3 separate regions of the Homo sapiens genome follow, and all the other regions are linked to region 3. Evidence: chromatin loops called from intact Hi-C (ENCODE). Cell type or tissue: CD14-positive monocyte. All regions are shown on one strand. Each heading gives the region's core, and the rest is flanking DNA. Links, peaks and the distances in the headings are about the cores only.

What was found. Hi-C counts contacts between places; a loop is a spot of excess contacts. Peaks named below come from ENCODE experiments on the same cell type or tissue, not always from the same donor. Only the 100,000 strongest peaks of a DNase experiment are listed, where the experiment ranks them.
Region 1: a loop joins it to region 3, with 8 times the contacts of the local background. A loop is called at or near these places in 103 of 110 quality-filtered maps.
Region 2: it touches region 3 in a loop (2.8-fold over the local background); 4 of 110 quality-filtered maps call a loop at or near these places.

Annotation. Positions count from the first base shown.
Region 1 is chr17:32,315,433-32,322,902 of GRCh38, forward strand. It overlaps RHBDL3 (rhomboid like 3), which reads left to right. Exons shown (of 9, transcript NM_138328.3): 8 at 800-860; 9 at 5,526-7,470. The coding sequence ends at 5,797. Among named protein-coding and RNA genes, the nearest start is that of C17orf75, 23 kb to the right of the region's middle. RefSeq lists an enhancer at 7,198-7,470. In CD14-positive monocyte, for the core only: CTCF peaks have their summits at 4,186 (motif pointing left) and 4,392; DNase peaks (open chromatin) are centred at 3,629 and 4,189; H3K4me3 peaks cover 1,038 bases; H3K27ac peaks cover 1,080 bases.
Region 2 is chr17:32,339,272-32,346,741 of GRCh38, forward strand. It overlaps C17orf75 (chromosome 17 open reading frame 75), which reads right to left and starts at 2,902. Exons shown (of 10, transcript NM_022344.4): 1 at 2,729-2,902; 2 at 1,933-2,013; 3 at 542-667. The coding sequence starts at 2,868. It also overlaps the pseudogene OOSP1P2. RefSeq lists silencers at 1,932-2,114, 2,609-2,688, 7,146-7,327 and an enhancer at 2,583-3,469. In CD14-positive monocyte, for the core only: no CTCF peak of the experiment used is centred there; a DNase peak (open chromatin) is centred at 2,860; H3K4me3 peaks cover 1,996 bases; H3K27ac peaks cover 1,948 bases.
Region 3 is chr17:32,250,440-32,257,909 of GRCh38, forward strand. It overlaps LOC124903979 (a long non-coding RNA gene), which reads left to right. Exons shown (of 2, transcript XR_007065709.1): 2 at 2,646-2,935. Among named protein-coding and RNA genes, the nearest start is that of RHBDL3, 12 kb to the right of the region's middle. In CD14-positive monocyte, for the core only: CTCF peaks have their summits at 2,788 (motif pointing right) and 2,989; a DNase peak (open chromatin) is centred at 2,792.

The DNA.
Region 1 (7,470 bases), core at 1,324-6,323, 66 kb after region 3:
TAATTGTACTGTTTATCTGCTTTGGAGGTTCCGAGTTTTCCAAGATTCTCAGGGGAGAGAGGGAGTTGTTTGAAGGCCACCTGGCCCACCCCCTCTCCAGTATCTGATTCTCCTCTGGAGCATCCTTTCCGAGTGATGTGAAACCCCCGATGGTTGGGAAACTCACGAAGCCTGCAAGACGGACCATTCTATCTCTGGAGAGCTCTGCTTACTAGAAATGGAAACTTACTCTGAGCTAAAAAGTCTCTCTCTGAAGTTTTCATCCATTGCATCTTCTGCTTGCAGGTTACACTGAATTGAATGTGCCCTTTCCTTGTGTTGACTCATTTGATATTTGACAACAATGAACTTGACCCCTCAGTCCCCTCTTTTTTGAGCTAAAAGATCCTGGCTTCCCCATTCATTCCTCATTTGCAGGATTTTGAGCTCTTTTATCATCCTGGTGGTTCTGTCTTGACTTTGCTTGGTTGGCTGTCCTGCATCCTTTGCAACCGTGGAGCTCAGCAATGAATGCAGCTCTGAGATGTTCTCTGTCCACGTTGAGGAGACAGGGCCTCTCCTCTTCCTAGATCTGGAGTCCCTTCCTCTTGTTAGTCCAGCTCAAGAACTCTTATGACGGGAGTAAACTTGCTGTTGCCTAAAATCTCAAAGCCATGTGGTGTGTTCTGCTACTAAGCCACAACCCTCTCATTCAGGACTTCACGGAGATCCTTATTTTAATGTCAGGTTTTCTTAAGCAAGACACACCGGCAGAAGAGTGGTCTAATCTGGAACTGACTGAGCTCTCCTTTTTCCCTAGAACTGGTCAGGCATGAAGTGCCAGTTCAAGCTGCTGCGGATGGCTGTGGCCCTTATCTGTAGTAAGTACTGATGGGGCGCTGGGGAACCAAAGCCTGGCACCAGGGCCTGAGGTTCAAAGATGGCACAGTTCCTGCCCTTCACGGGCTTATGGTCAAGAAAAAAAAAGTGGGACATGTCAATGGTTAGCAAAAAAGTAGGGATATTGTGAGAGCTGTCTGTCCTGCTGTGCTGCTTCGTAACCATTCATCTTTTATTTATTTATCTATTTTTAAAAATTATATTTTCATCTTTTTTTTTGAGACAGGGTGTCTCCCTGTGTCATCCAGGCTGCAGTGCAGTGGCACAATCATAGCTCACTGCAGCATCAGACTCCTGCCTGGGCTCCGGTGATCCTCCCTCTTCAGCCTCCCAAATAGCTGGGACTACACATGTGTGGGTCCATGCCTGGCTGTTTAAAATTTTTGGCAGAGATGGGGGTCTTGCCATGTTGCCCAGGCTGGTGTTGAACTCCTGGGCTCAAGCAATCCTCCTGCCTTGGCCTCTCAAGTTGCTGGGATTACAGGTGTGAGTCACCACGCCTGGCCTTTTATTTTATTTTATTTTATATTTTATTTTATTTTTATTTTATTTTATTTATTTTATTTTATTTTATTTTTGAGATGGAGCCTCCCCCTGTCACCCAGGCTAGAGTGCAGTGGTGTGATCTCGGCTCACCACAACCTCCACCTCCCGGGTTCAAGTGATTCTCCTGTCTCAGCCCCCCAAGTAGCTAGGATTACAGGCACGTGCCACCACGCCCAGCTACTTTTTTGTATTTTTTGTAAAGACGGGGTTTCACCATGTTGGCCAGGCTGGTCTCAAACTCCTGACCTCAGGTGATCTGCCCGCCTTGGCCTCCCAAAGTGCTGGGATTACAGGCATGAGCCACCATGCCTGGCCCCAGCCTATTTTTTCATCTTTTTATTGACATATAATATGCAAACAGAAAAGTGCTTAAGGACCAGCACCCAGATCAAGACAAATAACTTCCTAACCTTTTTGGTCATGGAACTGATCCTTTGAGATCCCTTGTTGAAAGTCCAAGACCCTGTCGCCAGAAAAATACATATATGTGCACTCATGTGCATACACACATATATCAAAAGCTGCAGTTTTAGCAGGTTCGCAAACTGTAACTAGTCCAAGAACCTCTAGGAACAAGATGTCTTCAGGGCCCTAGTTGGGAGAGCTCAGTTCTACCTACAGAGGTCATTCTGAGTGTTAGAGGCAAGCAGGTGTCCACCAAGTAAACATGGTGTAAGAGGACATTTCAGGCAAAGCTGCAGCCTGAACTAACATATAGATGGGTGAAGGGTCATGGCCAGCGAGTTGGTTAGCAAAACCAAGAAATTCGTTTTGGGATTGTGTGTGATTTTGATCAGAGATAAAGTTAGTGAAATAGTATGAGTCAGATTGTTAAGGGCTTTAAATGCTAAGAAAAGAAAATGTACTTCACTTTGCGTTCCCTGGGATCCCACTGGAGGGCTTTCAACAAGAGAGTTATTGATGGATAACCAGAGTTTTAGAAAACCAGTCAGGCTGCAGTGTGGAGAATAGATTGTGGGGACAAGGGGGATAAGACCAAAGACCAAAGGCCAAAGGGCTCTTTCTGAGATTGAAAGAGATGAGTCTGAACAGAAGCAATGGAGGTAGGGGTCGGGCAGTGTGGCTGACGCCTGTAATCCCAGCACTTTGGGAGGCCAAGGTGGGAGGATCGCTTGAGCCCAGGAGTTTAAGACCAGCCTTGGCAATATAGCAAGACCTTGTCTCTACAAAAAAAAAAAAAATACAAAAAAATTAGCCCGGCATGGTGGCTTGCGCCTGTAGTCCTAGCTACTTAGACTGAGGCAGGAAGATCTCTTGAGCCTAGGAGTTCAATACCAGCCTGGGCGACAGAGCAAGACCCTGTCTCCACACACACACACACAAAAATTAAAAATTAGCCAGGCATGGTGGCTTATGCCTATAGTCCTAGCCCAGGAGCTTGAGGCAGCAGTGAGCTATGATCATGCCACTGCACTTCAGCCTGTGTGACAGAGCGAGACCTTGCCTTAAAAAAAAAAAAAAGAAAAGAAAAGAAAAGGCCAGGCGCAGTGGCTCACGCCTGTACTCCCAGCACTTTGAGAGGCCAAAGCGAGTAGATCACCTGAGGTCAGGAATTCGAGACCAGCCTGACCAACATGCTGAAACAAAAACAAACAAACAAAAAAACCAATGAGGATAGAAGAGGGAGTGAACGCATTTTCTCATCCAGTCCTCCAAACCCACCTAGAAAGGGTATTATTATTAGCTTAATTTATAGGTAGAAACTCCAGGCTCAGAGAGTTAGGTTCCTAGCCCAAGGTCACCCAGCTAAGAAGTGATAGAGCCAGAATTCAGAGCCAGCCTGTGCCATTTCAAATGTCCCACATGTTAGCCAAGCTAGACAGTAAGCACCTGGGCTTTCTCTGGGTCAGCTACCTGCTGTGTAGGTAAGAGGAAGACTGAGTCTGAACAAACCTGGGATGGAGGGTCAGGTCTGGGAGGGCTCCACTTCAATTCACGGAGGGTCAGGCCTGGGAAGGCTCCGCTTCAATTCACGTCCACCTTCCTTACTTCTTACCCCATGGCTTTCAAGAAATCAGGTCTGCCCCTGACCCTCTGTGGGTCTCTCTGGATCTGTTTCCTGGATGGGGCTGGAGAATCTCTCATCCCAGGAAGGAACTTCCAGCCTTAAAACCTGAGGACTCCTTGAGTCAGGGTATTAGGGTGCAGTGGGGTGGCAGTGGGTGTGTCATAGCTTCTGCGTCTGCTTAGGCTCTGAGTTTGTTCGTTTTTGAGGAAGGAAAGAGAAGCACGAGTCTTGTTGTTTAAAAAAAAAAAAAATCCGGCCGGACGCGGTGGCTCACGCTTGTAATCCCAGCACTTTGGGAGGCCGAGGCGGACGGATCACGAGGTCAGGAGATAGAGACCATCCTGGCTAACACGGTGAAACCCCGTCTCTACTAAAAATACAAAAAATTAGCCGGGTGTGGTGGCACATGCCTGTAGTCCCAGCTACTGGGGAGGCTGAGGCAGGAGAATGGCGTGAACCCGGGAGGCGGAGCTTGCAGTGAGCCGAGATCGCGCCACTGCACTCCAGCCTGGGCAATAGAGCGAGATTCCGTCTCAAAAAAAAAAAAAAAAAAAAAAATCCAACCGTAAGCATCATAAAAACTAAAATGCTGTATCGGAGTTGGAGACCATCATCTTTCATACCTCCTTTATCAAACCCTGGACCTGGGGAGCCAAGGCTGGAAGGCTGTCCCAGGGCAGGAGTGGGAGTGCGGAGGGCGGAGGGTCAGTCCCTGGATGCGCCTTTTCTGCCATCTATCGGCCATCCTTGGAGTTGCAGGGCTCAGCCCAGAAGGCTGGGCAACCCCAAGGGAAATGAAGGTCCCTGGAGGTTCTGGCACCCCCTGCAGTGGTTAGGGTGGAGAGAAGTGCCCTGGCTCATTAACTGGTAGCTAAATAGGTATAAAATTCCCCTCAAAGGGCTTTATTTCAGTGTCAAATTTGCCTTGGTTTTTCTCATCTGTAAAATGGGAATAAGAATATCTACCCTCAGTGTTCTTTTGGTAGTGGATAATGGGATGGCAGTTTCCTAGCGCCCATCCCCACTTGACTGGCTGACCCAAGAAGTTCACACAAGAAGCGTGGATTGGTGATCAGGATGAAGGCATCTTAGAATCTGTTACAGGTCTGGGTGTGGTGGCTCATGCCTATAATCCTAGCACTGTGGGAGGCTGAGGCAGGAAACTCACTTGAGCCCAGGAGTTCAGGCCTGAGCAACATAGTAAGACCTCATCTCTACAAAAAAAAAAATTTTTTTTTTAATTACCCAGATGTGGTGGTGGGTGCCTGTAGTCCCAGCTACTTGGGAGGCTGAGATGGATCACCTGAGCCCGGGAGGTTGAGGCTGAAGTGAGCTGTGATGGTGCCGCTGTACTCCCGCCTAGAGTGAGACCTGTGTCAACAAGAACAACAAAAAGAATCTGTTAAGGGGTCAATTCAGCAGTTTGTTGGGGTCAGGGTTTTCTTTTTTTGTTTGTTTTTGAGACAGTCTTGCTCTGTCGCCCCAGCTGCAGCGCAGTAGTGCAATCTCAGCTCACTGCAACCTCCACCTCCTGGGTTCAAGCAATTCTGCCTCAGCCTCCTGAGTAGCTGGGATTACGGGAGCCCACCACCACACCCAGCTAATGTTTGTATTTTTAGTAGAGACTGGGTTTCACCATGTTGGCCAGGCTGGTCTCGAACTCCTGACCTCAGGTGATCCACCCGCCTCGGCCTCCCAAAGTGCTGAGATTACAGGTGTGAGCCGCCGCACCCGGCCAAATGTCACCTCTTTAGAGAGGTCTTGCGTGACTCCCCGGGCTAAAGAATTTCCCTCCTTAAAACAGGCATTGCTTTTAATCACCTGTTTCCCCCCATAGATGTCTCTCTTCCTGAAATTATCTCATGTATGTAATTGCTTACTGGTTTATTGCTAGACCCTGTAAGCTCTGGGAGAACAGAGATTTGCCTGCCTCCTTCACTACTGTGTCCCCAGTGCAGAGAATGGTGCTTGGCCTAATAGGGAATGAATTCATGGGTGGGTGATGAAGTGAAGGCCCTCAGCCCCTGCTCAGGGCCCTCCTGTGACATCTCTCTGCTTCCTCCCCTTGCAGTGAGCATGGAGTTTGGGCGGGCCGTGTGGCTCCGCTTCCACCCGTCGGCCTATCCCCCGTGCCCTCACCCAAGCTTTGTGGCGCACTTGGGTGGCGTGGCCGTGGGCATCACCCTGGGCGTGGTGGTCCTGAGGAACTACGAGCAGAGGCTCCAGGACCAGTCACTGTGGTGGATTTTTGTGGCCATGTACACCGTCTTCGTGCTGTTCGCTGTCTTCTGGAACATCTTTGCCTACACCCTGCTGGACTTAAAGCTGCCGCCTCCCCCCTGAGGGCTGGAGGCCCAAGGTCGGGGAGGGGAGGGAAAAGCAGCACCCACAGGGAGCGCCTGCGAGGTTTCTTCTCATCACCAGCTCAGCTAGGCCGGGCAGACAAGGACAGAAGACTCTGGGCCACTGTAATGTTTGTGTTTAGATTTGGACACACAGTGGAGACCCTTTTCTGAAAGGCATCTGGCGGAGGAGTTGATGTGGCTGCTGTCGTTTTTCTCGGCTGCTCTGATGACATCGGGCCAGGGTGAAGGTCTGGGGTGGGGTGTGAGAGTGGCCCTCCCTCACCTGGGCTGGGCTTCTTCCATGGGGCCAGGGGGTGCCCCCTCACTGCTGCGGATTGAGCAGCAGCTTCTTCCTCCTCCTCTACCCTCAGAGACCCTAAGAGACATGGGAAGGCTCGAAGGTTGTTGCGTCCAGGCATGGCCCCTCTCTAGCTCAGAAATAATTGCAGGCCATGTGGTGTCTCCTTGACACCTGCTGTGTCTGGGGCTCCAGTAAGAAGAGGGCCTACTGGACATGTCAGCTGTGACCTGGCTGAAACCAGGGTGCCCTCCTGGGCTGGTTGGTGTGCACCGGGGCATGATCTGTTGTGCCTGGGTTGGGCAGAGCAGGGAGCCTGTAGGCTCTAGGACCCCTCTTGTGCTGGGGGTACCCAGTGAGAGGGACCCATGCAGGGGGAATAAACTTCATTCCAAGTTCCACCCTGGAGAAGACAGACCCAGGACCAGCTTCAGACTTCTCCCTCCCTTTCTTCCAGGATATTGGCATCTCACACGGGTGCCCCAGCCTCCATGCCCAGCCTTGTTTTAGGGTCTTTTTCTTTCCTTTTGCTGCCCTGACACTACTTTGTGCCTCTCTTTGGTTATGGAGACAGTGTTTTGAAACATTCATGCGTGTGTGTGTGTGTGTGCGTATATGTGTGTATGTGATGGGAAAGGTAACTGAGGCACGACAGCGCCTGCAGAGAAGGCATGGAGGATGCAGGGGGCCCATGTGGGCATCCGTGAGAGGTGGCAGACCGTGGTGTGCTGTGGTTGCTGAATGTCCTTGCTTTGACAAAGCCTGCCCCCTTCCTTCCCATCTCCTGTCCCTTCCACACCTGCCCCTGAGCATCACTGACCGGTGGCAGAATGGCCCTGCTGGAGGGAGAGCTCAAGCCCTCCAAGGATCCCTGGATGCTGAGGTTTGCCAGGTTCAGCTCTTGTTTCCGTCTGAGATGGCCTTCATATCCAAAAAGGTTCCATCCTATCTCCCTTAGGAGAGAAAGAGCTTTGGGGGCGCAAGAGAGGCTGGGGTAGGAATGTTGAGGCCATGTGTCCATTTAAGTTAGGGGGACAGGAGGCTACAGGAAGAGGAATTCCAGTTTAGTTGGAAAACTTTGCCTCAGGAGAATTGTTGGGTGCATGGATGAACCTCAGAGGGAGGGCAGCCAGTAGCCTCGGAGGCTTGGATGCGGGAGAGAACATGGTGGTTATCAAATCCACCCCACCCCATTACACAGGTGAGAAAACAAGATGGAGGGAATGACCCTCCTAACAGGAGCTGGTGCAGGCCCCGAATGGAGGGCATGAGGATGACCTTTGACAAAAGATGACACTCCCTTTATCGTGCTCTTGGAATTCTCAACCACTGACAGCCCAGAAGAACAAAGAACGCCAGGCCTGGGAGGAGGC
Region 2 (7,470 bases), core at 856-5,855, 89 kb after region 3:
TTCCCCTTTGTAAGGAAAACTACATAAAAGTTTGTGAAAATACAAACTGTATACAAATTTAGTTTTAATAATCAACACTTTTCTTCTTCTAAGTACAAAACTTATTAGCCTGGGCAACATGGTAGGACCCCATTTCTAAAAAAAAAAAAAAAAAAAAATTAAAAAAATTGCTGGGCATCGTAGTGCCTGCCTGCAGTCCCAGCTACTTGGGAGGCTGAGGTGAGAGGATTGATTAAGCCCAGGAGGTCAAGGCTGCAGTGAGCTGTAATCGGGCCGCTGCACTCCAGCCTGGGCAACAAAGCAAGACCCTGTCTCAAAAAAAAATAAACTAATTAAATAAAGTGCAATTGGGTGCCAGGGTCTCTGCCATTCAATTAATTCCATTCCACAAATGTTTATGTGTGAGGCCCAGTGCTCGGGCTGCCAGAGAATAAAGACAAATTCTGCAGGTCTAGTAGGAGCTGATCTTTTGGAGTTTCTCATCACTTCTCATATTTAGTTCAGAAATAAAAACTCAGGACACAGCACATTTTGCACTTACTTTAGCTCCACAGATGCAACATTACCCAGCCCTTCAAAGACTGCACCTCTTGAAAGACGCTTAGCAATGAAACTGCGCAGCTCTGGCTCCACTTCGGATGGTAGATTAGTATCTGCCAAGGAGAGGCTTGACAAATGAAAGACACACATTCTTTACCAGTGGACTAGGGTATTCACACCCATTAAGTCAGACAGAATGGTACCAACGCCAGGGGCTCTTTTAAGGACTGGGGAAAGCTGTCCTTATGACCCCTATTGGTGAGGCTTCTAGGAATGTATGTCACTAAGTATGATCTACCTCATCAAATAGCTTAAAATATTCCTATCTTTCCAGCTCATTCTCTCCAGTACTGTGACTCCACTGGAACCCCCAATCCACTGACCCTACCTCTTTTTCAGTCTCTCAAGTTTCTCATCTCACTTCCCTCCTTATTCTGCCTTAATTCCATGGTCAGTCATTATAATCACACCCCTGCACACATTCTTATCTTTTTTATCTTTCAACTTTATTGAGGTATAATTGATGATTTAAAAATTTCAGGGCTGGGGCCGGGAGCAGTGGCTCACGCCTGTAATCTCAGCACTTTGGGAGGCCGAGGCAGGTGGACCACAAGGTCAAGAGATAGAGATCATCCTGGCTAACACAGTGAAACCCCGTCTCTACTAAAAAAAAATACAAAAAAATTAGCCGGGCGTGGTGGTGGGTGCCTGTAGTCCTAGCTACTCGGGAGGCTGAGGCAGGAGAATGGCGTGAACCCGGGAGGCAGAGCTTGCAGTGAGCTGAGATCGCACCACTGCACTCCAGACTGGGCAACAGAGGGAGACTCTGTCTCAAAAAAAAAAAAAAATTTTTCAGGGCTGGGCAAGGTGGCTCATGCCTGTAATCCCAACACTTTGCGAGGCAGAAGTGGGCGGATCACTTGAGTCCAGGAGTTCAAGACCAGCCTGGGCAACATGGTGAAACCCCATCTCTACCAGAAATACAAAAATTAGCCAGGCGTGGTGGTCAGTAGTCCCAGCTACTGGGGAGGCTGAGGTGAGAGGATCACCTGAGGCCGGGGAGGTTGACGCTGCAGCGAGCCAAAGTCATGCCACTGCACTCCAGCCTGGGCAGCAGAGCAAGACCCTGTCTCAATTTAAAAGGAAAAAGAAAAAAAAAGGATTTCTTTTTGGCTAATCACCAAGCACACTATCAGTATGTGGATTTGTTTGCCCCAGCCTTGAATGAACCAGCCAATGAGGAAATCAGGATGAGGTTCCTAGGGGATAGGAGGAATTGACGGTTTGACTCAGGGAAAGCTCAGTGGAAATAGAGTATCCACTGACATGTACAGGCCAGAGATGCAGGGAAGATGAAAGCACATGCATGAATTATGCTGAAGCTCTTTTTACCTGAAATCATCACCAGAGGGAGTTTCTGCATTTGTGCCACTTGGGCTTCCGTCCTCACTGTCCCCTCGTTGCTGTGCCAATCTACAAGCCACAAAACCAATAGTGCTATCAATTATGGGCTCTAAACCAAGAGGAGTATGGGGGCCTGGCAAGCAGGGTAAGGCAAGGAGTCAACTAAAAATGCTGCAAGGTGGAAGTGCACTGCCTATCCTCATGACAAGGAAAACCCATACAGCAGTGCTGACAAGAGCCCCTTCTCTCTCCAGGCCACTTAACGGGTGGAGGAAAGGCTAAATACCCAGAAGGTTCAAGGAAACTCCTTTAAAAACCAAACTTGACAAGGCCAAGAAGGTTCCAGGAAAGTCAGAAGGAGGAAAAAGAGGAATCAAGAACAGAGGAAAACCAGAGGGTGGGGATGGGGGTGTGTGTGACAGAAATGGGAGAAGTGGGGAGATAATGACAGAAAGGAGAGGGGACGGGAACTGAAATTATTGAGCATGCGGGGCACTGCGCTAAACAAAGGGCAGCCGCGAGAGTAAGAGGCTGGGATGATATAGGGGCAGATGAAGGGCACAGGCATGGTTGGGCCAGGCATACAAGTCCACGACGGGGGCCAGGAAGAGCAGCGGGAGGCGAGGAGCGCCCTTCAGGCCAGAGACCTTGGCTGGGAGAGGAGAAGATGGCTTTTAGGAGCGGCCGGGCCGCTGGGCCGGGGGTGGGGTGCAAGGCCGGGCGGCGGGCCGGGGGCGGGGCCGCAGGGGCGGGCGGGCTGGCAGGCCGAGCTGGGCGCCAGCACCTGCTTCCGCGATAGCTGTAAAGACAGTAGTGGCTGCTGGACGGCGGCTCGAGTCTCCGCTCCTCGGCTGAGCCTCCCTCTTCGCTGCTCTCTAGTTCCTTTTCATCTCCATCCATCGACTCCTGCAAAGAGGGGAGCATTGCGGCGGCCTCTGAGCGGCCCTGTGTCTCCGCCAAACCGCTCCCCTGCTCCCGTGCAGCCGTCGGTATCAGGGCTCGTCCGGCTCCCGGCCCTCGCACACCTGCGTTCCGCTGGTTTCCCCGGGTTCGCAGGCAAGGACTGGCCTGGAAAGGGAGTCTCTTCTCCCCACAGGGGCTGACAGGCGTACTGAGTTCGCCTTTACTGACAAGCTTTTACCATTTATTTTGAACTTATTTTCCTTTGAGACATCTGGGAAACTTTCTATGTGATAAAGGTGGCACAACTACCTAGCCACATGGAAAAGAATAAGGCTACTCGTCTGCCTCCTTGCGCGCGTGCCAGCACGCACAGACACCCGTTTGATCAAAAAGTTAAGAATTTAAAATGAATTTTGTTAAAGTGAAAATATGGGATAATTTTGTTAATTCTTGAAGAGGGTCTTTCCAAACATAACAAAACACTTAGAAGTCATACAGGAAAACGTTTAAAAAAATGACTACGTAAAAACTAAAAGGCCGGGCACGGTGGCTCACGCCTGTAATTCCAGTGCTTTGGGAGACCGACGCAGGCGGATCACTTGAGGTCAGAAGTTCAAGACCAGCCTGGGCAACATGGTGAAACTGTGTCTCTACTAAAAGTACAAAAAAATTAGCCACGTGTGGTGGTTCACGCCTGTAATGCCAGCTACCCTTCCAGTCTCTGCCCATTACCCAGTTCTAACACCAATTCACATTTTCAGGTGTTTGTTTCTGCAACACCCCATTCTCTGGTACCAGTTTTCTGTCTCAGTCCATTTTATGATGCTATAAAAGGATACCAAAGACTGGGCAATTTATAATTAGCTCTTAAAGGCCCCACTTCTTAATAGTCTTACAATGGCAATTACATTTCAACATGAATTTGGGAGTGGACAAACACTCAAACCATAGCGCCACGTGAAGGAGGAGGCAGACTGGAGTGATGTATCTACAAACCAAGGAATGTCAAGGATTGATGGTCATCACCAGAAGCTAGGAGAGGACATGGAACAGATTCTCCCCTAGAGGCTTCAAGAGAGTATGTCCCCACCAGCACCTCCATGTCAACTTCCAGCCTCCAGAACTGTGAAATAATACATTTCCATTGTTTTAAGCCACCGTGTGTGTGTGCATGCGTGTGTTTTGTGTTTTTTTTTTTTATTTTTAGTAGTGCAAACTTTATTCATAAATAAAACTTCATAAAGTTAAAAGCAGGGGCAGTTCCTATTTTTAAAAAGGAATAGTGGAAGGCAACCTGCCATTTCATTTAAAATTACAAGTTAGGTTTTTCAGATGGATAACAGTTGAGATCGTTAAATCCCCTTCCTGCTTCTCAGATTTTCACAAAATAGCACATTAAATCCTCAGTCCTAAGCAATTATGGCAGAGATTCCAAATTGCCTCTCCATATCAAAGTGGATAGCACAGTTTCTTCTCTTGCAATAAAGGTACTCATTTGATGAACAAGTGAGTATAGCAGTCAGATTCTTAAAAGATTGTATTGCAGAAGTTACTGCCATGTCTTCATTCGCAATGGGTATCCTCACCTCTATCTCCCATTCAGTAACATTGTCAGTTTCCTTATCTCTCATTTCAACTACATTTAAAAGAGGATTCTGATTGCGGACAACACATGACAGAGGCATTTCAGATCGGCAGTAGTCTCTTGAGATATACTTGATTTTAGTTTTAAGCAGAAGAACTTCCTGGAGAGGTTGAGTTACCACAGTCATGAGGATGGTAGAAAAACTCATAGTAGATATTTGGCAAAACTAGGTTACAAGGCAGCCATCTCCTAGAAACACTTCATCGGGGTTCATATACAAATTGTGAAATATCGTGGGTTTAATCCTGGCACAGAACCAAAACTGGGTGCATTGTACTTGAATAGCCGACCAGTCCCCAGCACAGGTCCATATCAAGGAATTGAGAAAAAAGAGCCCATTTAACCGCAAAATGGTCTTCATTTGCCCAGACTGAAAGCCAAATCTCACTCAGGAAACAGCTGTATTTTTATTTTTTATAGAGACAGTGTATCACTTTGTTGCTCAGGCTGGTCTTGAACTCCTGGGCTCAAGTGATCCTTCTGCCCCATCCTCCCGAAGTGCTGACATTACAGGTGTGAGCCACCATGCCCAGGTGGTACGTGTTATAGCAGCCATAAGAAACTAATACAGTGGCTGGGTGTGGTGGCTCACGCCTGTAATCCCAGCACTTTGGGAGGCCGAGGCAGGCGGATCACAAGGTCAGGAGATCGAGACCATCCTGGCTAATACGGTGAAACCCCATCTCTACTAAAAATACAAAAAATTAGCCCAGTGAGGTGGTGGGCACCTGTAGTCCCAGCTAGTTGGGAGGCTGAGGCAGGAGAATGGCATGAACCTGGGAGGCAGAGTGCACTCCAGCCTGGGCCATAGAGCCAGACTCTGTCTCAAAAAAAAAAAAAAAAAGAAAGAAAGAAACTAATACGGCCGGGCGTGGTGACTCACACCTGTAATCCCAGCACTTTGGGAGGCCGAGGTGGGTGGATCACTAGGTCAGGAGTTTGAAGCCAGCCTGGCCAATATGGTGAAATCCCATCTCTACTGAAAATACAAAAGTTAGCCTGGCATGGTGGCACACACCTGTAGTCACAGCTACTCAGGAGGCTGAGGCAGAAGACTCACTTGAACCCGGGAGGCAGAGGTTGCAGTGAGCCGAAATCATGCCACTGCACTCCAGCCTGGGTGACAGAGTGAGACTCTGTCTCAAAAAAAAATAAATAAAAATAAAAAAAGAAAGAAAGGAAGTAATAGAGTCCCCCCCAACAACCCTTTCTTCTATTCTTATCTGGATTTCTTCACATTCTTCCCTGTTAATCCCATTTTTTCTAGATTATGGTTTATTCTCTTGATTTGCTCAAGTACTGCCTCCAATATTAGCCAAGAAAGGGTATATATAAAATAATTTTTAAGCTCTTGCATGTCTGAAAATATATCCTCACGTCTTTATTGTATTTTCACATTTGATTGGATATTCCTTAGAAATAGAATTTTAGGGGCCAGGCATGGTGGCACACACCTGTAATCCCAGCACTTTGGGAGGCTGAGGCAGGCGGATCACAAGGTCAGGAGTTCGAGACCAGCCTGGCCAACATGGTGAAACCCCGTCTCTATTAAAAACACAAAAATTAGCCAGGCCTGGTGGTGCACGCCTGTGATCCCAGCTACTCAGAAGGCTGAGGCAGAAGAATCACTTGAACCTGGGAGGCAGAGGTTGCAGTGAGCCAAGATCATGCCACTGCTCTCCAGCCTGGGCAACAGAGTAAGACTCCATCTCAGGGGGGAAAAAAGAAATAGAATTTTAGATTGATATGATTGGACATCGAATTCTAGGTTGAAAAGAATTCCCCTGGCCGGGCGCGGTGGCTCACACCTGTAATCCCAGCACTTTGGAAGGCTGAGGCAGGCAGATCACAAGGTCAGGAGATTGAGACCACCCTGGCCAACATGGTGAAACCCTGTCTCTACTAAAAATATAAGAATTAGGCGGGCGTGGTGGCGCATGCCTGTAGTCCCAGCTACTCGGGAGTCTGAGGCAGCAGAATCCCCATGTTCGTCAGGCTGGTCTTGAACTCCTGACCTCGTGATCTGCCCTCTTCGGCTTCCCAAAGTGCTGGGATTACAGGCATGAGCCACCGTGCCTGGTCCGAATCAACCATTTCTCCAAGGACCTCAGGTTGCTTTTACTGGAGAATGGTATTACAAACCAAGATCTCTGGACAAAGTATGCTTGATATGGGACATTATTGCTTCTAGGCCCTCTCAGCTGATATATGTATCTATACTAACTTTAGTATATACACATATCCATAAATATTTCTCTATGTATCTATTTTAAAATAAACACGAGTTCATTCTGGTGTCTCCAGCTCTAATCCATGGCCGCATGGATCATTCTAGCCTCCTCCCCTTGCTTATCTATAAACTCACTACAACGAGAGGCACAGCATGGTGGCTCACGCTTGTTAATCTTAACACTTAGAAGCTAAGGCAGGAGGATCACTTGAGCCCAGGAGTTCAAGACCAGCCTGGACAACAAAGCGAGACCTTACCTCTACAAAAAACACAAAAATTAGCAAGGCATGGTGGCATGGCCCTGTAGTCCCTGCTACTCCGTGGGCTGAGGTGGGAGGATCCATTGAGCCCAGGAGATCAAGGCTGCAGTGTGCTACGATTGCACCACTGCACACTACCAGCCTGGGCCACCGAAACCCAGCTAATTTTTAATTTTTTCATAGAGACAGGATATTGCTTTGTTGCCCAGGCTCGCCTTAAACTTCTGGCTTCAAGTGATTCTCCCACCTCAGCCTCCCAAGGTACTGGGATTACAGGAATGGGCTAGCGCACCAGGCCTTCTTTAATTTCTAACAGCAATTTTTTTTTGTTTTTTTTTGAGACGCAGTCTCGCTCTGTTGCCAGGCTGGAGTGCAGTGGCACGATCTCGGCTCACTGCAACCTCTGCCTCCCAGGTTCAAGCGATTCTCCTGCCTCAGCCTCCCGAGTAGCTGGAACTACAGGCACACGCCACTAGGCCCAGCTAATT
Region 3 (7,470 bases), core at 746-5,745:
GGCTCACGCCTGTAATCCTAGCACTTTGGGAGGCTGAGGCAAGCGGATCACCTGAGGTCGGGAGTTCGAGACCAGCCTGACTGACATGGAGAAACCCCCGTCTCTACTAAAAATACAAAATTAGCCAGGTGTGGTGGCGCATGTCTGTAATTCCAGCTACTCAGGAGGCTGAGGCAGGAGAATCGCTTGAACCTGGGAGGCGGAGGTTGCGATGAGCCTAGATCGCACCATTGCACTCCAGCCTAGGCAATAAGAGTGAAACTCCATCTCAAAAAAAAAAAAGAAGAAGAAGAAGGAAAAAAAATAGCACATTTATAGGGCTGTTTCCAAAGCCCTTTTCACATACCATTTAATTGTCATAACCAAGAGGTGTAGATATTACTATCATGCCCATTATAAGAGAACTAAGACTCAAGGAGTTTAAGGAACCTGTCCCAGACCTAGCTAACCAGAAGGACTGGGACTTGAACCCATGCCCTCTGTCTGCAGATGCCATGTTCGAGGTTAGTACCCAGTGAGTGAAGACCTTTAGGGACAGGCAGAAGGGCTCCTTTCAGCTTTGATTATGCTTGTGACCATTTCCCAAGGGAAGGAGCAGAGCTTCTGCCATGAACATGATACAAGTAATTCCATGTTTCTTACTTACAGCATCTTAAGAAAACTCCAGCATGGCAGAATGAGCACTCCACCTGCAGATGCCCAGGAGAGCCTGAGACTTATTTTTAGCCAGAATAGGAAAATGCCAAATATCTTCTAGGAGAGTTGGCAGCTGGAGGGCTGCTGATACAGCTGTGTTTATATAAGCTGGTGCAGAGGGGAGAATGGTGGTTGCAAAGGAGGCAGGAGGTGCTTAATCCACCTATACACTTGCTGAGGTTTTCTTGGGAAGTTCTGGTCAGGAGTTACTGCTCAGGAGAGAGCGTCATGCAGACAGTCTGGAGATTGCCAGGAGCATAGGTGCAACTGGCTTCCTTGAGTCAGAGCATTTGTCAAAGCCGCCCTTAAATGACCTGTCCACTGGTCGTTGGCCTCTTCCCACCCTATTATCCAGGGGTAAATAAAAGAACAGAAGCTCTTTCAAATGGTGCCATTTTATTTATTTTTTGAGACAGGGTCTCTGTCACCCAAGCTGGAGTTCAGTGGCGCCATCACGGCTCACTGCAGCCTCCATCTCCTGGGCTCAAGCAATCTTCCTGCCTCAGCCTCCTGAGTAGCTGGGACTAGAGGCCCACGCCCACCCCCCACCAGCTTTTTAAATTTTTTTGTAGAGGTGAGGTCTCCTTATATTGCCCAAGCTGGTCTCGAACATCCTAAGCTCAGGCGATCCTCCCACTTCTGCCTCTCAAAGTCCTGGGATTATGGGCATGAGCCACTGCACCTGACCCTCAAGTTTTAAAGCATAGAGGTTCACCCGATTCTGACCATACTTCTCAGATGTGCTTGGTGAAAGCAATCTATAACACCCCATCCTACAGAAGCTGTCAAATAGTTTTCTCACAGAGGCAGCAAAATAAGGCTTTTAAAGGTGTTACCTATGGGCTCTCAAAGAGAATTAAAGTAAAACGTACCTTAGTAAGGATTTTTTAAAATATTTTTTAAAATGTTCAAATAAAAACAAAAGTAGAGTAAATAGTATAATGATCTCTCATGTACATGTACCCACCACTGAACTTCAACACTTACTAACATGGTCAATCTGTTTCATTGTTCCCCCACCCATTTTGGAATTATGCTGAACAAAGCCCAGATAGCCCATTATTTCATCTGAAAATACTTCAGTGTGTACCTCTAAAGTATAAAGAATCTTAAAACAAAACAAAACAAAACCACAATACCATCTTCACACTTTAAAAATGAACTATTGGCCAAGCATGTTGGCTCATGCCTGTAATCCTGGCACTTTGGGAGGTGAAGGTAGGCAGATCGCTTAAGTTCAGGAGTTCAAGCTCAGGAGTTGCCTGGTCAACATGGCAAGACCCCATGTCGACAAATACAAAAATTAGCCAGGCATGGTGGTGCAGGCCTGTAGTGCCAGATACCCAGAAGGCTGAGGTAGGAGGATTGATTGAGCCTGGGATGTCGAGGCTGCAGTGAGACCTGATGGCACCATTGCACTCCAACCTTGGCGACAGAACAAGACCCTGTCTCAAAAAAACCACAATTCCTTAAGATCAAATATACAGTGTTTGGATCGCCCCAACTCTTTAAACAAGTCTTTTTTTTTCACTTGTTTTTTTTAAGTCAGGATCAAATATATATTGCTGACGAAACCAGGTGATTTGTCCTGTAGTTTCCTATGGTATGGATTTTCCTGATCATATACCTGTGGTGTCATTCAACATACTCTTCTAAATATATTTATTCATTAATGACCAATGTATTTCCTGTGAATTGGATCTAGAGACTTGAACAGATTCACGTTCAATTCTGTAGCAAAAATACTTAGGGGGTGCTGTATACTTCCATCAGAGGCAGCAAATATCTGGTTTCTTTCTGTGATGCTAGCCTATCATTATCGCCTAGACCCGCAAATTGACTGACAATTAATTTTAAGGAACAAATGTGGCTGCAATGGCTTTCTGAGTAATACGTGCAGAAAAACACGTCCTGTAAAGTGTATTGTTTGTTTGTTTTTTGTTTTCTAGGCATGAAAACAGCCCTGGAAGTCTGCCCTGGCGCCTGCACTGAGACTAATCCAGGTCACTTTAGGGAAACTGCCCAGCTCTGGCACCGCACTGTGTGTCTGTCAGCTCTGTGGGGTGCTATGGCCTCATTTTCCCACTAGAGGACACTGTGGCTCCAGGACTTCATGTGGCGCCCAGCCAGTCTTGCTACTCCAGCACCTCTAAGGAGGCAAAGCCTTTAGTGTGCATTTATTAGGTACCAACTGGGTGCTTTCTGTATCAAGCAGAGAAATAAAAGAGGTCAAACACAAGGTCCTGTGGCATTGTTTCCTGATGTAGTTTCTTTCTTTTTCTTTTTCTTTTTTTTTGAGATGGAGTCTTGGTCTTGTCGCCCAGGCAGGAGTGCAGTGGCGCCATCTCAGCTCACAGCAACAACTGCCTCCTGGGTTCAAGCGATTATCGTTACTCAGCCTCCCAAGTGGCCGGGATTACAGGCGCCCGCGACCACACCCGGCTGATATTAGTATTTTTAGTAGAGACGGGCTTTCCGCATGTTGCCCAGGCTGGTCTCGAACTCCTTACTTCAGGTGATCCACCCGCCTCGGCCTCTCAAAGTGCTGGGATTACAGGCGTGATCCACCACGTCTAGTCGTGTTTCCTGATGTAGTTTCTTTGCATTATTTTATTTTATGTATTTGTTTATTTTTTGAGACAAGGTCTTACTGTGTTACCCAGGCTGGAGTGCCGTGGTGCAAACACAGCTCACTACAGCCTTGAACTCCTGGGCTCAGACAATCCCCCCATCTCCACCTTCTGAGTAGCTGGGACTACAGGTGCCTGCCACTGTGCCCAGCTAATTTTTAAATTTTTTATTTGTCAGGATGGAGTATCACTATGTTGCCCAGGCTGGTCTCAAACTCCTGGGCTCAAATGATCCTCCCACCTCAGCCTCCCAAAGTGCTGGGATTACAGGCATGTATTTCCCTTTAGAAAACAACAGAGGTGCTTCTCCATCTGCTGGAAACCATTTTAGCCCCTGCTGTAGGATGGCTGCCTCCTGCAAATTCGGTTACCTAGTTGTTTTTTTTTTTTTTTTTTTTTCAGACAGGGTCTCACTCTGTCGCCCAAACTGGAGTGCAGTGGTGCAGTCTTGGCTCATTGCAACCTGTGCCTCCCAGGCTCAAGTGATTCTCCTGCCTCAGCCTCCCGAGTAGCTGGGACTACAGGCGCTCACCACTACGCCTGGCTAACTTTTGTATTTGTAGTAGAGACGGGGCTTCACCACATTGGCCAGGCTGGTCTCAAACTCCTGACCTCAAACTATCCACGCGCCTTGGCCTCCCAAAGTGCTGAGATTACAGGCATGAGCCACCGCACCCGGCCGTTGGATGTTTTTTTTTTAACTGCAATATTTGGGCTTTGGGGAGTGTGAATATATCCAAGAAAGATGCCAAAGTGTATTCATCTCTGAAATAATTTATTCATTTATTCAACTCCATGTATTGAGTATCCTGGGCGGGGAAGGAATGGGGAACGGATGCTTACTGAGAGCTACTCTGTGCCAAGTACTGTCCCATCCTTTTTACCTACATCCTCACAAGATGGGTAATATTAGCCTCATTTAAATCCAAGGAAACTGAGGCTCATTGAGGTTAACCAGCCTGCTGAAAGTTATCCTGCCAGATGCAAATGGAAGTCTAAATGGATAAATATGTATGTTTTCCACCAAATCCCTCAATGCCACACTGACAAGCATGGTACTAGGATGTAGAGAAAGTAAGATGATTATAGAGACATCCTTTCCTTAAGGAGGTCATCATATAACACAGAAGTTGCAATAAATGGACAATTATAGAACTTCTAATAGGTGGGCACCCTTTCAATAAGTAGCTGACCACGCACAGCCTCCCTCTGCTGCTATGACACTGTCCTTATGCAGAGGTAGGCACTGACCACCAAGAATAGGGCCTCTGCTTGTAGTGATGCCTTTGTGTTGACTGTCCACTCACCCTCACCCCATCACCCCCATGACCAAGGTTTCTGGGGGCAACAGCATGATTCAGGCTATAACCACCAATCCGCATGGAGAATGTAGCAAAGCCAAGACAGACATCTTCCCTACTGCTCAAAATCTCTAGTTTAGGCTGGGCGCAGTGGCTCATGCCTGGAATCCTGGCTTTGGGAGGCTGAAGCAGGTGGATCATTTGAGACCAGTTCAAGATCAGCCTGGCCAACATGGTAAATCCCCATCTCTACTAAAAATACAAAAAAATTAGCCAGATTTGGTAGTATGCTCCTGTAGTTCCAGCTACTTGGGAGGTTGAGGCAGGAGAATTGCTTGAACCTGGGAGGTGGAGATTGCAGGGAGCTGAGATTGCGCCACTGCACTCCAGCCTGAGTGACAGAGCGAGAGTCTGTCTCAAAAAAAAAAAAAAGTCTCTAGTTTAATGGAGGAAGACAAACACAGACATATGCAATACCAGGACAAAGCAATGAGTTCTTGAAAATTCTGTGATAATGCAGCAAATAATTTTAAATGCCCTTCCAGTTATTCATATTTTCTTTTCTTTTCTTTTCTTTTTTTTTTTTTTGAGACGGAGTCTCGCTCTGTCGCCCAGGGTGAAGTGCAGTGGCGCGATCTCGGCTCATTGCAAGCTCCGCCTCCCAGGTTCACGCCATTCTCCTGCCTCAGCCTCCCAAGTAGATGGGACTACAGGCGTCCGCCACCATGCCCGGCTAATTTTTTTTTTGTATTTTTAGTGGAGACGGGGTTTCACCGTGTTAGCCAGGATGGTCTCGATCTCCTGACCTCGTGATCTGCCCGCCTCTGCCTCCCAAAGTGCTGGGATTACAGGCGTGAGCCACCGCGCCCAGCCGGGTTATTCATATTTTCAAGCCCACTTAGCCTGTCCCAGCCTTGTCCCTACTGCCTCATAGTTCGGCCCTGGCAGCACAACTGAATTCATATTGTCAGAGCCCAAGCTGTGTTATTTACTAAAATCTGACCAGTTGCACTAAGGAGAAAATGACAGCTGGCAGCTGGGAGAATGGACTGGCTGGTGTAAGTTGGGAAAAAGAGACACAGGTGGCAGGTGTCTAAAGAAGCAGAGCTGTGGGTGTTTGGAGAGGCCCAATCCCAAATGCCACTTCAGCTTCAGGCAACCACAGCTTCAAGGTTCCGGGAAGGAAGGACAAGCGTGGGTGTGCTCCAGCCACCACCCTCCTCCAAGTGAGTCCTGGGATAATGAATGAGCGGTCAGCCAGAGTCTTTGCTCTCTGATGAAAGGACCTCCGCTGCAGACTGTCCCTCTGCAAATACGATTGTGCCCCAGGAACCATCTGGCAAATGTGCCAGTTCCTTCAGCATTTCTGTTATTTCCGTGACTTTTGGCCCCTTTTTTTCCTGGGATATAAATTGTTGCAGCAAGCCAAGCCAAGCCAGCAGAATGTTTACTGCCGCTTTGCAGGCCTTCTCTGAGCCTGGTTAACCCCATGGCTCACAGCCTATGAGGCTGCTCACAGCTAATGATGTCTTGGATGCATGCGTCTCCCCTCTGCCGTTCTTGTGTATTTTGGAGTATGCAGAGCCAGGCATGTGAGCTGCAGCCCAGAGCTACAGTGACCACATTGAGAAGCTGGGTTTGGGGGAAGTGCATTTCTGTTGCAGGATGTCCTTCACGGAGAAGGGACAGGTTGATTTCATCTCTCTGCAGATGACGTGGACAGCTCCCCAAGGAGCCACAACAGGCCACCCCAGCTGTAGGACAGATCACGTGCTTTGGCTGCACAGGGGAGGATGCCCAACAAACCGAGACGGCCCACGTCAGCCACTGGGCCCCATTTTGCACAGTGCCACGTTCCTCCTCTGACCTGGCCTGATGGTGGGCGAGGCTGAAGAGTTATGGGTCACCTTCAGACCCTTTGAGCCAGCCCCTCAGTTTCAGTCTGCTTCGCTGATTTTCATTCAGAGAACAGATACCGGCATGTGGAAGGGGAGACTTACTCAAGTCACTCATCTCCTTGGTGATGCACTTCATGGGCAGGGAAGCCATATGGAGCCGTCAACCATAAGTCCCCTCATCCCAACCCAGGGAGTACCAGATTGTTCTAAAGGGGGGGCAGAGGAAGCAGTCAATGCAAAGACTCCCCGAATGTCACTGTCAGCCTAACAGTGGACAAGTGGGCAGTTCCAATGCAGATTCACACCTTCCTGCCTTAGTACATGCAGTTCCTTCTGTCTTGAACACATCAGGCCCCATCCACCTGGTGAACTCCTACTCAATCTTTTAAGATCCAGCTCCAGCATCACCTACTTGGACGCCTTAATGCCACCACATCCTTTGCACCCATCTCTACTTGTACCTGTCACATTGCACCTGCAGTTGTTTTTAGCTAGCATGCCTTTTCCACCTGACTTCGAGTTCACTGAGGGCAGAGAACTATGTTTCACTAATCTCCAGGTCTAGAGACTTGGTCTGTAAACGTGTTTATCAGCAGTGTTTTGGAAGGGAAAATCAGGGATTATGGAATTTAGAGATGGATTCTCCTCCAGAAATCTCTTAGTCCCTCCCACTGGTTTCACAAAAGACAAAACTGAGATTAGGAAACTGCCTTCCCCAGGGCCACAAGGCTAAACAGTGACAGAGCTTGGACAAGAGCCTAGGTCTGCTGGCCCCTTGTCCTGCTCTCAGGTACTAAGAAATCAGATCCTGCCGGGCGCGGTGGCTCACGCCTGTAATCCCAGCACTTCGGGAGGCCAAGGCACGCAGATCACCTGAGGTTGGGAGTTCGAGACCAGCCTGACCAACATGGAGAAACCTCGTCTCTATTAAAAATACAAAATTAG